Regions from separate parts of the Homo sapiens genome. Here region 1 is linked to region 2. A link is a contact called in ENCODE Hi-C or POLR2A ChIA-PET data. All regions are on one chromosome and are shown on one strand. The core of a region is the stretch at or near the end of the contact, and the rest is flanking DNA. Distances in the headings are between cores, read along the strand shown. Region 1 overlaps UBE2E2 (ubiquitin conjugating enzyme E2 E2). Region 2 overlaps UBE2E2 (ubiquitin conjugating enzyme E2 E2).

The links. A loop is a pair of places that touch in the nucleus more often than their neighbours do. ChIA-PET counts read pairs that join two places held with the same protein, here RNA polymerase II (POLR2A).
Region 1: a map with no recorded cell type shows a loop between it and region 2 (1.9-fold over the local background). The contact joins two enhancer-like sites. A Hi-C loop is called at or near these places in 1 of 37 single-sample maps with no recorded cell type. POLR2A ChIA-PET finds 5 or more read pairs at or near these places in 1 of 52 experiments (AG04449).

What each region holds. Positions count from the first base shown.
Region 1 is chr3:23,340,160-23,342,909 of GRCh38, forward strand. All of the region lies in intron 3 of UBE2E2 (ubiquitin conjugating enzyme E2 E2), which reads left to right. Among named protein-coding and RNA genes, the nearest start is that of UBE2E2, 140 kb to the left of the region's middle. Within about 2 kb of position 1,277, at least 3 of the 41 ENCODE cell types and tissues checked have a DNase peak (open chromatin) inside an H3K27ac peak, as active enhancers do.
Region 2 is chr3:23,219,827-23,222,526 of GRCh38, forward strand. The region is part of intron 3 of UBE2E2 (ubiquitin conjugating enzyme E2 E2); the gene reads left to right. Among named protein-coding and RNA genes, the nearest start is that of UBE2E2, 18 kb to the left of the region's middle. Within about 2 kb of position 1,410, at least 3 of the 41 ENCODE cell types and tissues checked have a DNase peak (open chromatin) inside an H3K27ac peak, as active enhancers do.

The DNA.
Region 1 (2,750 bases), core at 27-2,526, 120 kb after region 2:
CTGTAATGAATAAAAGATGTATATATTCTACTGAATTGTAAAGAGCCATTACTCTTTAAAATTTTTTCTTTTTGCCTGTTTGATAATCATGTTTTCAGAATGCACAGTTTTTAACATTTATTTACATTAAATTTTTAGCTAAAATACAGAGTATTTATAAATTGGTTATGGAAAAGTGAGGAAAAATAATTTGCATCTACTATGCACTATATTTTTTTCTTCTTGTGAAGCAAGTGCCTGTCATGCTCTGGAAAATATAAATATGAAATCTGAACAGTTGATGATTATAAAAATAATTACAGGTTGCCATTATGAAGCACACAGTCACACCTAATCCTTTAAATAAATGTGCTTAACTACACTAAAATACATGTTTTAAAATGTTAAACAGAGACATTCTAAAAAGACACGTGAAAACCATTTAATTTTTTTAAAGAAAAAGATGCTGAGTGGGTCCATAGTGGGAATTATTTTAAAACAAGAAAAAAGAAATCTTTAGCCCTGGAAACCCTTCTTGGACTGCATTAGAAATAAATTTCCTGATGTAGCCTGTAAGTCAGTCAAAACAGGGAAGACTGAATGCTGGGAGCAATAGGTGTGTTTGTTAACTCTGAAATACTGAAAGTCAGAAACATGTGAAAAGGATGGTCATGTTAAGTAGGATCTTTAAAGTCGGTATATAAACCATTTCTTTGCCTTCTATTCAAGCAATATACTTTCATCCTTCTGTTGTGTTTCCTCAATTCCTACACTTTGTTTTCGTACTCCCCCCACCAGGAATGAGGCACCAACACCAGTGGGAGAGTTTTAGATTCCTTAGAAATTCTGCTTATATAAGTGAGTACATCAAATGATCTTTGCCACAAAAATGATGAATGTTTCTTTTGAAATGCAGACCATGGTTCCAAGAAGTTTATGCTCACAGAATCAGGAGCCTTGCATTGAAAAGGTGTAAGTCTTGCTAATAGCCTAAAAGTCTATTTTTTTCACCCAACTGCAGCATTAAATATTGGAGGTAAGACTACAGACCTAAAGAGCAGACTGGGAAGCAACAAATTATCTTATTGGTGGTGATGTTCCTTATAGTAACAATGATGAACTTTTATAGAGCACTTCCTGTATGCCAGACAGGAACCCATTAACTCATTTAATCTTTACAGTTGTTTAAGTACTCATCTTATCCACATTGTGTGGATGAAGAAACTGAAGTATAATTAGATAAATTTACCCAAAGCCACACTATTGAGATTCTACTTGAGGGCATTGTAGGTCTCATTTTGGACATATGAACTCTGGTAGTTATAAATACAGTATATGTTTTTCTAGTTGTGTCTTCACCTAGAATCTTCAAGACCACAAGCTAAAGGTTTGAGTGTAGGTAAGCTTAGGTTTAGGGTCTGCATTTGAGCATCTTATCCAGCTGACAGCTGTGAACAGAAATTAAAGGTAGCATTTTAAAACTGTGTCTCCCACAGCTACTCTTATCTGCATAAACTGTATTCTAAAGCATAATCATTTCCCCTCTTTTCTTTCACTTCCTTCTTCTCGTTCTTTTTTTTTTCTAAAAATACTTTAGTAATTTTAATAGTGTAGTAATTGATCAAACTATTTGCTTGCAAAAGTATCTGGCCAATTTTTTCTTTGTGAAAAGTAAACAGCAGTCAGCTAGCTGTGTATCAGTTTATCTTAGTTCTGAAAAGGAATCAATGAGAAGATGTAAACAATTATGACAAAACCAAGACCCAAACCACAAAAGACTTCAAAGATTAAGTAATTATGTATACATAGTTCCATATAACAAAACTAATAATTGATAGTAGGGAAGTAAAAGAGAACAAACATTTGTTGATTTCTTGCCCAAGCATTAGGTGTTTACAAAATGTATTGTTTACAGTGGAGACTTTGAAATTTCAAATTCATTTAGGTTAGTTGGAGGAGGGAGGAAAGCTATTGACAGAAACACTATTTATTTCTGTCTAGCTAAAAAGAGGATTTAAGCATTATGGGGGGTACTTTGATTTAGTTTAGTTTTTTTTTTTTTTTGAGACAGGGTCTTGTTTTGTTGCCCAGGCTGGAGTGCAGTGGCACAATCATGGCTCACTGCAGCCTCAAGCCCCTGGGCCCAAGTGATCCTCCCACCTCAGCCTACCAAATAGCTGGGACTCTAGGCACACAGTACCATCCATCAAATCTTTTGTGGAGATGGAGTTTCTCCATGTTGCCCAGGACCTTAGCTTATTTGATTGCATAGTTTATTTAGCACAGGAGGGGATATGATAGGAGAGCTCTTCCTTCCGCAGATAAAAATGTTCTCTTCCGTGCTTATAAACATTTCACTTTAGTCTCTATGAGATTGTGTGAATTTTTCTGTGGTCGTAGGCTACATTTTCACACTACATAAACTATGCCCCTGGTTATAGAATGCACATGCATTCTGCAGTACACCAATGTATTTGTTTGTAGTTGGCTTTATTATTTATTCGTATGTGTATATTTAAACATTCCTGACTTGGTTCCTGACACCAAGAATACATACATGTATATTTTCTTGGAAATACTATGGAATATAAATGAGTATTAGCATCACCCTGCGTTGATCAGGTGAATTTGATAGAAATGGGAGGGGAAATTTTCTTAATAAGTCCTAAACCCAAGAATAAACTTTTATATTTTTTTTTCTGCTTCATAGCTGTGGAAAATTATTGCAACCAAACTATTGAAACCATTCTTAAAGTTAAAAGAATTGTTAT
Region 2 (2,700 bases), core at 160-2,659:
GTCAGAGAGTGGAGAACGATTTTTTCTACTGGTTGTCTGGGTAGGGGTGGGTGTGTGTCACATTCCACTTTGAGTGTGGTTTATCCTATTTTCGGGAACCTTAACAGACAACCCAATACTGTGTGTTTGTCAGGTTAGATGGAACCTCTGAATTTTGGTGCATCTCTTAGGTGATATCTAGTTAAGCTTCTTTTGGAATCATATTGAAGGAACTGTATGTGTTTAAGCGTTGTGCAAATCTGTTATTTAAAGAAGTTGAGACTATCAAGTCACCCCGAATCACAGCATTCAGTGTAGATAAAGTTTTATGTAAGGCATTTTTAGAGGAAGTTATTCTAATATAGTATTGGTTAATTTTTTTTCAGGTTTTGAATAAACAAATATTATTTTAAAGAACACCTACAAATGATTTAATAGATTGAATTATTTCATGTAGGAGATATTTGCCTCTACATATTTCAGTTTTTTCTCACTTTATTGTTGTCTTTGAAGTAAAAATGCAGTAAGATAGTTTTATTTTTGAAGTTGGGTTAAATATGTCATCCTTTTTAAAAACATTACTCACAGTTTAATGGGTAAATATTTTAAAACAAAACTTTATAGCTAAGAAAAAATTTCTGCTCATAAAATCGTAGCGTCTGTAGGGCCATAGGCATAGAAAATTACACTTCATTTGAGTGAAATTTGGTATATGCTTAGAGTATTTCCTATAAGTAGTGGAATATATTTTTCTTGGCCTTAACTGTCATGTTGGCTAACATAACTGACCCATGACATTTGCAAGGGTTCTATCCTGAGGCCTTCACAGATCCACTGATCAATAAATGTTTTCATACTACTGCTGAGTTAGAGGTGCTGGGCAGTTGGTTAGAATTGCTCGTTACCTTGGTGCCTTGCACACCAGCTTAGATGGATAGAGTGGGTCAAATTGATGCTTTATCCTTACAGACCTCTAACAGGTAGATTCACTGCCCCTTATAAATGACTACAGGTTGTAACTTTCACAGTTCTTCACAAATTGTTAAAAGCAAGATCTTAGATCTGTGCATGTCAGTGTGTTCATTTATACTTCCTCGGTGCTAGTGGAGAACTGGCAGCTAGTGGGCCAGCAAATCTCCAGATAAAAATTAAAATTAAAATCGTCATCATCCAAAGGATAACTTGCTCCTCTGTATCACAGAGAAGCTAACTTGTTCAAATGCTATTATGATCTGCTACTGCTAAAGTTTGTATTAGGTTTACGAGCAGGGGAATGACAGAGAATCCTTATTACTTTTTGGAAGAAAAGACTAAGGTAAAATGATTTATTTGGATTTTGATTTTTGGTCTAGTAATTGAACAAGTAAAAGGAGGAAGTAAACCAAAAAAGAGGATGTAGTTATACTAGCAGTTTACACTTCTATTTCTATGTGTTTCAAGAATCTGCTCATGGAACACTGGCGCTGCTTTTTAATTTTGTCTTTTATTTGATAACAGCTTTATTGAGATATAAAGTGTAAAATTCACTTATACTTTTAGGTTTTTAGTATAGTCTCGGAGTTTTGTAATCATCACAGTCTGTTTTGCAATATTTTGATACCTCCCAAAAAATAATCCATGCCTTTTAGCAGTCACTCCTTCCCCATTTTCCCCCAGCTCTTTCACCACCAGCCCTCGGCAGCAATTAGTCTACTTTCTGTTTCTATAGATTTGCCTTATCTGGACATTTTGTATAAATGAAATCTTGTGTGCTTTTTGTGTCTGGCTTTTAAAATTTTTTTTACAAAGTGTAATATTTTCAAGGTTCATCCATGTTGCTGCATGCGTTAGTACTTCTTTTTTTTTTCTGAGACGGAGTTTCGCTCTTGTCGCCCAAACTAGAGTGCAATGGCGTGATCTTGGCTCCCTGCAAGCTCCACCTCCTGGATTCAAGCGATTCTCCTGGGTCAGCTTCCCGAGTAGCTGGAATTACAGGCGTGCGCCACCATGCCTGGCTAATTTTTGTATTTTTAGTAGAGACGGGGTTTCACCGTGTTGGCCAGGCTGGTCTTGAACTTGATTACCCAAGTATTTCTTTTTTAAAAATATTTTTAATTGAGGTAAAATATACATACATGATTTACCATCTTTACCATTTTTAGTGTAAAGTTCAGTGAATATACATTTATATATTTATATTCTTTTTTTCCTCTTGATCCCCCCACTCCCCTTCCTGGCCTCTGGTAACTACCAGTCTACTCTCTATTTTTGAGATCTACATTTTTAGCTCTCATGTAAGAGTGAGAACATGTGACATTTGTCATTCTCTGCTGGGCTTATTTCACTTAACCTTGCCTGTGGTTCCATCCATGTTGCTGCACATGACAGGATTTCATTCTTTTTTATGGTTGAATTAAATATTCCATTGTGTGTATATACCACATTTTCTTTATTCATTCATTTGTTAATGGGCACTCAGGTTGGTTCCATATTTTAGCTATTGTGAATGGTACTTGGGTAAACATGGAGGTGCAGATATCTCTTTGATACATTAATCTCCTTTCTTTTTGATATATACTGATATGCTTTGGCAATGTCCCCACCCAAATCTCATCTTGAATTGTAGCTCCCATAATTCCCACGTGTTGTGGGAGGGACTGGCGGGAGATAATTGAATCATGGGGGTGGTATCCCCCATACTGTTCTTGTGGTAATGAATAAGTCTCACGAGATCTGATGGTT